Regions from separate parts of the Homo sapiens genome. Here region 1 is linked to region 2. The links are chromatin contacts, found by Hi-C or POLR2A ChIA-PET in ENCODE. All regions are on one chromosome and are shown on one strand. Each heading gives the region's core, a stretch centred on a gene start or an enhancer-like site at or near the end of the contact. The rest is flanking DNA. Distances are from core to core; before and after follow the strand shown.

Region 1 (4,514 bases), core at 2-2,501, 60 kb before region 2:
TAAGTCACGTATCCTGTAGTACAGGGTTAGGAAACTGTGGCTCTGGGAATTGAAGTTTGTTCACCCCTCTTCATAGTTGTTATAAAGATCAAATGGGAAACTGCATTGTTAAGTGTAAAGAGCCATATGTATGTGTATATACACATATATATTGTATACATATATATGAGATGATATCATTTTGAAAGGGTTAGCATTATGTTTAGTTGTAATTAACAGGAAACCTTACTAATAAGGACTTACACATAGGGAGTAATTTGTCTCACATGATAAGCAGTTTGTGGCTGGCATAGCTACTCACTAGTGCCACTGAAGGGCCCAAGCTGTCTCTGACTCTGTATTTTCCATTGCTAGAGTGTATTAGCTTTCCTGCTCATGCTAGCTGCCCCTGGGGGTGGCACTTACATCAAAAGGAGAATGCTTTCCCAGAAACCTGTGGCTTATGCATCATTGGCTGGAACTGTCATATGGCCATTCCTAGCTGGAAGGAGTCTGGGAAGCCAAGTATTTTAGCTGAGCATATGGCCACGATCAAAACCAAGGTCTATAAGTAAGGAAAAGCTGGATTGAATATTCATTAAGGAGCCAGCACTGTCACATAGTTGCTTACATTAATTTTTTTTCTAGAATCTGTGTTGAGTAAGAGACTTTCCTGTGTGATTGGAACTTGCAGCTTTATTATTAGTCAGTATCTGTTCTGTCTGCCCTCTATTTTGTAGCCTGCCCTCTGAAGGCATGCCATGCCTCAAATACCATTCTACATTGTCTTCTGTGTCTGGATAGATAAAGACCTAGTTTCAACATAAAAGAGTAATTTGCATAAAGATACAATCAGGTGTCTATAAACCTTTATAGCTGTTGAGAATGAGGTAGCTAGAACCCAAAGGAGGTGCCCATAAATGGCTAATAGCCTCATTACAGGATGTATGTCTAGCACATTCCGTTTACTTCATTCCCCACATAAACTAATAAGAAAACAAGCCAGGGATAACAACACCCTGCTTTTTTAAAAAACTTCTTGAAAGTTCATGAGTACTAAAGCACTCATGGTCATAGCAGGCTCAAATGCCCAAGTGCCTGTTTGAATATGGATGGTATTTCTTGCAGAAAATTGTATTGTGAAGACAGTTTGAAGGATGACCACACATTTCCTCCCCTGAAGCAGCTGCATTGGTTAGTTGAACTGTTACACTTTTAACAGCTTGTGTGCAAGGGGATGGCGTGGGAGGAGTAGCTGTAACTTTCAGTCCTCAGGCAGCCTGAGCAGTGCTCTCGGTGCAGGATGCAGGGTGTAGAGAGCTGCCAGAAGGAAAGCCATCAGGTGGAATGCAGGCCCCGCGTTGGCAGTGCCACAGGAATTACACATCATCCTTTAATGTCGTGATTCCATACAGAGATCAAGGAAGCTGTGCTTTTGTGTAATCCTTGTAAAATGCTGCAAAATACCATGCGTTCTTGTGAAGTATCAGTCATGGTAGTTACCAGTGTTGTATCTGAGAGGCAGCATGGGGAGAGCTTATGGGACCTTGAGCACATCATAATTTCCCCATCTGTAAAGCAAGATGCTCTCTGAACCAGTCTGTGAAAGTCAGGTTGTGAAAGAATGTGACTGTGGGAGGGAGGATGTGAGGGAGATGCTGAGTGGGGTTAGATTGCAGTTCTGTCTCGGAGGAGCCTGCTAGAGAGGGTTGGAAAGGAGTCTATGTGGAACAGGCTTGCAATTTGGTGTCAGCAGAGACATCCTCAGCCTAGATTTGGTGGGACTTGGTGCAGGTGAATACAGGGATTGATGTGGCTGTGAATGGGGGTGGGGTGGTGGCTGAGCCAGATTGCAGGAGAACAGGGAGGAATGGGAAAGGAAAAGAGGGAAACCCCCACCCCAGGGAAACCCCCACCCCAATTCAGGGCATCTGTCAGAGGCAAGGTGGCAGGAGAGAGGAAAGTCAGGAAGTATGATGAGTATAAACCCACTCAAGAACTGCAGGGGCCTTTGCTGCCTTCTGCCCAATTGGCCTTTTGTCCCATGCCATGTTAGCAAGTTCTTGTCTTTTATGGATTAATTTGGTCATTTAACCAATATTTATTAAGTCACTCCTCTATGCTAGGTGTTGGATATGCAGCTGTTAGCAAATCAGATAGAGGTTCAGTTCTCACAGAGTTGTGTCCTTGATGGGGGTAGGGGACAGGCAAATGAGCAATTAACCAGACATATGGACTGGCCCATCCTGGGGCCTCTCAGGACCTGGTGGTTGGCTGCCCCTTTTTTCTGGTACTTAGATGTATGCTATGTCCTCACTTGGAAGATATTTCTATTCCTCCTGACTGGGTCCTTCACAATCTGTATTAAAACTCACATTGATAAATAAAAAAATTTTTTTCAGATTAAACCCACCCTGTCTTCCTCCAACTCCCAGTGTTGACACCCAGACTTTCGTTTGCTGTGTGCTTTGATGCATATGGGTACAACCCTTTCCCAGTGTTCTTTTCTCCTTTCTTGGATGCAGCTGCAAGCCTGGGTTGAGTTTTATGAGAATTCTCCCACTGTACACAGTTCTGTGCTCTGCAGAGGTTGCTGGCGGAGCACCTAGGCCTGACTGAGACAGCAGGAGAGGAGAGGGAAGACTCACTGAGGCAGTCCGGTTGTAGGCAGGAGCCGCCCCTGTGCGGGGAGTCCCATTAGGAGGAGACTTTGAGCATCATGTGTTAGAATGCAGTAAGTGGGAAGGGCTCTTGGAGACCAGGGAGGCTGAGACTGCCCGGGTTCACACTGGATTTAGAGGCAGTGCTGGAATCAGAACCTAGGAAATGGGAACAATGCAGTCGGAAACTCCCTCAGAGTTTTCATTTAGGCATTTGAAAATGTTTAAAAAAGACAGAGGTCTAAACACCAAAAACCGTCAGGCACAGACTTTCTTTCCCCACTGAAGCTGTAAGACAAAAGACATGTTCATGAACACTAGTCCAGCCTCTTAAAATCTTCGAGGAAATGTTGCCATGTCCTAGTTTGTGTTTTCCCTTAGTGTCCTCCTTGAGGCGGTTTCCTGCATGCTAATGTTAGGACATGTATTGAGGAGAAGCCAGCAGCTCTGCTTTTCATTAAGTAAATCTCACGTGGTCTCTTAAAAACCAAAAACCAGACAAAAATAACAGTAACAGCAAAAATGTATTAAGCTGGAAAAGAGCTTCTTTTTCAAGTCAGATAATTACTTTTAGAAATTTTCCTCCAACGTGTTCCTCCCTGGTCTCTGGTCCCTTTTCTCCACCCCTCCTTGGGGCCTCTGAGTTCCTCAGGAAGTATTTCCAGTATGGGCTGTGGGTTGCTGCAAGGCCTGGGGTTTTCTTGGTAATAGGCACTTTGCCACATGAGCATTTGACAGTCCAGTCTCGCAGAGGGGCCGTTCATCACCTTGCTACTAGCCCACACAGGAAGAAGAGGCTGGACTCAGCCTGTAACAGAAATCTGTACAGTTTGTTGTGTTTATTTCCTGACTTGGCTTAGAATTGTGATGATGATTGTAAGACCAGCCTTTGAAGTAAAGGAGTTTGAGCTGCACCTTTACCCCATGTGCCTGTAGACTGACACATGGTGTCACCAACATTGAGCACCCCCTGCCCCCCACTCCAGACACTGTGCTCTCTAGTAGGTACACTCATCTCTACCTGCCTTGCAATATTTGTATACTGCAGGGGCAGGTGTCTGGGTTCTGGCCCTGGCTCTGGACTCTAGTGTCCTGATGGAGAAAGTAGGTAGGGAGACTGGACTGGATTAGTGGTGTTTGAACTTTTTTTTCTTTTGTTTACTGGAACCTCTTTTCCAAATGAAATCTTAAAGGCAACCCTAGTATATAAAAGAGTGAAGGAGGAACTGCTGAGGATGAAGCTGAGCATGGGGCCCCCATCCTCTTTTCCCTCTAGAAGTCCCCCAGGCATCTCCTGGAACCCTAAGACTCACAGGAAGGGTCTGGATCCCAACGACTCAATGTATTTATTCTGTAGTGACTTGGAGCTTGACATGTTACTGTTTTACTTATGTCTCTCTCCTGGATGTGTTCTCCTTTACGGGGAAAGCTCTGTCTCATTGGTTGTTGTGCCCTCGGTGCCTAGTGCTTAATACATGATAGTAAAACCAAGAACTGGCAATCTGTGGTTATTTGTAACTTCTTGCCTCTTGACTCAAGAGGCTGCAGTGAGCCGTGATCACACCACTGCACTCCAGGCCTTAGTGACAGAGTGAGACCCAGTCTCAAAAAAAAAAAAAAAAAAGTGTATACTCTGTTACCAAGTCTGTAATTCTTCTGTTCCCAGCACACCGTCTTGCTTTTCTTAGTCAGAACCCTACTGTAAGCCATGCATTGACTCTCCTGGCCAGAGCCAAATTACCCTGATAGATACACAGCACTTGTTTACTCATGCCATGCCCAAGATACTTCCCCAGTGTGTTCTTGAAGCCCTTCCTACACTGATTGTGGTCAAGTCAGAACCTGCCTACACAGTGCAGGCCCATCATGTGGCAT
Region 2 (4,669 bases), core at 1,234-3,733:
GACAGGTGGTCCCGCTTATAGCCTGGAGTGGGGGGAGTGGGGGGAGTGGGGGGAGTGGGGGGGAGTGGGGGGGGAGTGGGGGGGAGTGGAGTGGGGGGGGAGTGGGGGGGAGTGGGGGGAGTGGGGGGGCGGGGGATTGGGGGGGGTGGGGGGGCGGGGGGGGCATCAGAACCTGGCTCCCCACCCCAACCACCTTAAGGAGGCTCCAGCAGCTCCCCACCAAGCAGAGTGCCCCGGTTTCAAGGTCACACGTCTCCAGCTGTTGCTATTTCTGTCCCACCTGCTCATGGCCAACCCCAGGATTCAAGAACGGGCGCTGCTGGGCTGAAGTTTCTGGAGGAAAGGTCTTGAGACCCCACCCTGACCCCCTCACATGCCCATAAAAGAGCCTGCCCAGGGTGACACCCTGCCACCCCATCTCCATACTTGCTCACCCCTGGTATTCCCCGACAGATCCTGGCACAGAACTGAGGTCCCAGGGGCCTCCTGCCAGCCTGCAGCAACCTCTGCCGTCCACTCCCGCCACCTCCCCCTGCTCCAGTGCACCTATCCTGCCAGGCCTCTGTGACCACCTCCAGCCACGGGGGCTGTACACAGCCTCGGGTTCTGAGTCACAGGGTCCCATCTCCCAGGCCAGCCTCCCACTTCTCAGGTGGGCCACAAAGCCTAGAGTGAGTGGGCCTTACAGGCCATCAGTGGAAACCAGGGACTGAGCCCAGGCCCAGTGGGGAGGGAGGCCAGCTGCAGGCTGTGCTTGTCAGGGCTGAGGCTTGGCTGGGCCCTCCTGCCCCATGGTTATCAGAGCTATTTTGGGATGTGGCTTGTTTCCAGCCTCCTAGCCTTGCTCCTGCTGCTGCCGCTGCTGCTAACAAACCCCAGGCCCTGCTTACTCCAGCAAGAGGAGCAGGAGGACAGCAGCCAGCCCTGGGCCTGGGACATCCCCCAGGCCCGGCAGAGGGCACGAGGCAGCAGGCAGGCTCCTCCACCCCAGCTCCAGGCAGAGCTCCAAAGTGCACATCTGCAGGCCTGCATCCTGGTCGCCCGGGGTGACCTCAGACAAGCTGCTTCACCTCTTGGGCCTCGGTTCTCTCCTCTGTCAACCCCACCTCCACAGCAAACGGATATGGCCATGCTGTGTCACTGCAGTGAGCACACACACACGCGTTTCCCAGCTTTCCACATGTCCCACCAACTGTCCCACAGACCAGCAGAACATCTGGGAATTCCAGATCTCAAAGTCCAGGACACCTTCCCAGCCCCCCTCCACTGTTCACTGATGGCAGAAAACTCACTTAGGACAGCTTCTAGTTCAGCCACCTAACCAGCCCCCATAGCCCACTCCCTGCAGCCCACTCACACCCGCCCCTGGGAGACCTTGCAAGCCCAGAGCCTCCTGGGCCATCCGTCCTTGGTTCTAGGCCCCCAGGGGCCTCAGTTTCTGTTCTCTGCCCCATCTGGTCCTCCCCCACTGGGATCATAACCACCCCGCTCCCTGTGGCCAGCCCTAGCCATAAAGGTGAGAGACGTGGTGCCAGCACCCAGCTCAGGCAGCACATAGGAGTGCTCTGAGATGCTGGCTGGGTGCGTGCTGAGGGCAGGCAGGACAGGGTGGGGGCACTGCCACTGGACCTTGAGGTAATGGGGTTTGAGGCAGGAAGGCCACCCCTGCCAGAGGCAGGGCAGCGAGGCATGGCAGGGGCCACTCTGAGCCCGAATGAGGGCTGCCCAGGAGCCGGTGCAGGTAAAGAAGGCTGCGTTGGACAAGCGGAGAAGGCAGACCGGGGAGATCGCAGGAGGCCCCGAATGTCAGCGTGAGTGCCCTGGCTGAGGACTCTTTTCTAGGGTCAGGGAGCAGCCAGCCAATAGCACAGGGGACGCAGCTGTTCATGCCACAGTTTCTGGATTCCTTGGACTGGCAGGGTCAGCCCCAGGCCCTCTCCCTGACCTTGCAATTGGGGATGACAGTGGCTGTGGGGGAGGGGAGAAAGCTGCCTTCCCTGAGCACCACCTGGATGCCCACGCAGTGCTGTGCCCTTCATGCCCAGACCTCATTTATGCAAGGATGGGGCTTGGCAGCCCCTTTATTCAGCACATGAAGGCCCTGAGAGGGAAATGGGAGCCCAAGGCCACACAGCTGGTGAGGGGATCCCAGGTGACACTCCAGGGCCACCCCGTTTCCTGCCCTCAGCACTGCTGGGAGCAGCTGCAGCTGGAGGAAGTGTGTGTGTGTGTGTGTGTGTGTGTGTGTGTGTGCGCGCGCATGTTGGGGGCAGGGGAGGGAGGCCCTTCATGTGGTTCTATTGCTCACTCTAGGCAGTCCTCTAGCCAGGGAATAGATAGGTCAGGGTTAAGATCAGGGTTAAGGACAGGGTCTCACCCAGGCTGTTTTCACACAGCCTCAGGGCCATCCCTGGCTTCACTGTGGGAAGACTGAGACCTAGAGGAGAAAGAGCTTACCCAGGTTCACACAGCAACTCAGGGGCCAGGGCCACTCCCTCTTCTCCCCTGAGGCCAGACAGCTGCCTGCAGGATGTTGTGTGGCTGGGACACCCCTTGACTGACTCCCAGCACAGCCCAGCCTCCGGCAAGGCATCCTGTGGCATCAGGATTTTCAGTGGCCATGTGGCTCCTGAGCCCAGACTACAGATGGAACCAGCCAGTGCCGTGGGCACAATGGTTTGACGACACCATTTCCCCATCACCCTCCCCACCCTACCTCACTTCAGCAGGGAGCCTGGGGTCAGGGGACTCACGGGGAGACTCGATGGGCTCACAATCCTCGGTGCCACACGGCCGGGAGCTCTCAGGCCAGGCCTCATGGCCACACTGGTCACTGTCTTCCTCGGGCAGCCCTGTCTGGGTGTTGACACACTTGACTAGGCGCCGCTGGACGCCACTGCCACAGGGGGCTGAGCACTGGGGGGAGCAGGGGAGGAATGACTGTCTCCAGGGCCAGCCCTAGCAGTGGGGGCAGGGACACCTCCTCTGGGAAGCCGTCCCTGTGCCCTGTGCCTGACTGGCCTGGCCTTGCTCCCAGCCGCCCTCTCAGTGCTTCCTGGAGGACCTGGTCCCATTCCTAGAGCCCACTTGGTGCCGGAACCCCACTCTCACTTGTGGGATTGGCTCCTGCAGAGGGAAGGGGCATGAGAACCGTGGGACAGCCCTCGGGGCTGCAGGGCAGTGAGCCCCTCACACAGGACATGCCTGAGAAGCCTGGGCAGGGGCCCCGGGATGGAGCCCTGATGCAGCAGTGGGCAGAGATGTGGGCGAGACACCACTGTGCCCGAGGGACAGGGCAGAGGACCTGCCGCAGCCCATGGGCAGGAGGGCAGGAGACAGTTTCACAGCCGGGGCCCAGCCCGCCAGGCTTCGTTGTTATCAGCCCTGAACATGCGCTGAGTCTCTGCCAGTGTCGTGCTGTGCCCAGCCCTGTGCTTCATTACGTTCCTTCATTTAATCCTTCTGACCCTCCTCTCCTAAGCTGTTCCAATTTTACAGATGAGAAAACAGTGACCCAGCAAAGCAAAGCAACCTGCCCAGTCACTCAGCAGCCAGTGGGACAAAGACTCAAACGCTGGCCCAGCTGACTCCAGGACCCAGCTCAGGGCCCAAACCTGAGATTTCTGAACCCCTCAGTTCCAAACAGGCCCAGCAGAAGGTATCCTGCCCATCCGAGGCCCCTCTTAACGCCCCCTTCTGCCGCTGGCCTTTGCTGGGCTCCCTGATCGCCCCAAGCTCGACATTCCTGCCTCAGACTTCACACCTGCTGTCCCCTCGATTCCGTGTCCTTGGCATCACTGACTCCTCCCCTCGGGTCTCAACCCCAGGCCCCTCCTCAGAAGGCCTTCCCTGACATCATAACACATGTGCCCTTTCCTTGTCCGTTTTTCCCTGGCAGGTGTGAGCGCCAGCATGGCAGGGCTGTCCAGTCACTGCTGCATGTGCAGGGGCCACAGAGAGCCTGGCTCACAGCACACACTCCACAGCTCCTTCACCCAACCCAGGACTGACCAGGTGCTACCAAGCACTTGCTCCCTGCTCCCCGCCACAGCCCGGCTCACCTGGCCCCAGGGCCCCACCACCCACTGCGTGCAGGGGTGGGTGTTGCAGGGCCAGGTGGTGTTGGGTCTCAGCGCCTCCTCGCAGAGGCCTGGCTCCGGGCAAGTCACCAGATGCTGCTGCTCACCACCGCCACAGGCCTCGGAGCACTGGGTGGGCAGGGAAGGAGTCAGGGCACAGCCAGGGTCTGAGGGCATCCCCTCCCCCGATCTGAACCCCCAGGCCTCACCTCCCTCCAGGAAGATGTGTAACAGCTGAGGCAGGGCTGGGCCCCGCAGGGCCGGTGTGCAGGCGGTTTGGCAGGCCCGGGCTGACAATGGAAGGGCTGCAGTGTCCAGAGGTCCCGTGTATCCACACACTGCACGTCCTGCACTGAGGAACCTCCACCGCAGCTGCGCGAGCACTGGGGACCAAGACACCCACGTGCAGGCCCACGGGTGTGACCCTGTGAGGCATGTGGCGGGAAAGGCATCAGACCCACGCCCCAGCCCGGGGAAATATCTGAAGAACCCCAGCGAGAGGCCAAGGCTGGCAGGCCCCAGGCAAAAGGTGGCATGGCCAGAGACTGCCATGGGCTGGGACAGACAGAGAAAGGGAAGAACAAAGGCAA

What was found. A loop is a pair of places that touch in the nucleus more often than their neighbours do. ChIA-PET counts read pairs that join two places held with the same protein, here RNA polymerase II (POLR2A). Pooled maps may share reads with other maps.
Region 1: a loop to region 2 is called in a pooled map, with 2.1 times the contacts of the local background. The contact joins two enhancer-like sites. A Hi-C loop is called at or near these places in 18 of 168 maps with a recorded cell type or tissue (B cell, Calu3, GM12878 and 15 more), 14 of 37 single-sample maps with no recorded cell type and 21 of 50 pooled maps. POLR2A ChIA-PET finds 5 or more read pairs at or near these places in 8 of 52 experiments (AG04450, CD4-positive, alpha-beta T cell, CD8-positive, alpha-beta memory T cell and 5 more).

What each region holds. Positions count from the first base shown.
Region 1 is chr15:78,046,913-78,051,426 of GRCh38, reverse strand. All of the region lies in intron 2 of TBC1D2B (TBC1 domain family member 2B), which reads left to right. Among named protein-coding and RNA genes, the nearest start is that of TBC1D2B, 29 kb to the left of the region's middle. RefSeq lists a silencer at 4,027-4,106. Within about 2 kb of position 1,251, at least 14 of the 41 ENCODE cell types and tissues checked have a DNase peak (open chromatin) inside an H3K27ac peak, as active enhancers do; they include right lobe of liver, where a contact is called at or near this core.
Region 2 is chr15:77,988,256-77,992,924 of GRCh38, reverse strand. It overlaps the pseudogene ADAMTS7P3. Among named protein-coding and RNA genes, the nearest start is that of TBC1D2B, 87 kb to the left of the region's middle. RefSeq lists a silencer at 2,042-2,131. Within about 2 kb of position 2,483, at least 6 of the 41 ENCODE cell types and tissues checked have a DNase peak (open chromatin) inside an H3K27ac peak, as active enhancers do; they include right lobe of liver, where a contact is called at or near this core.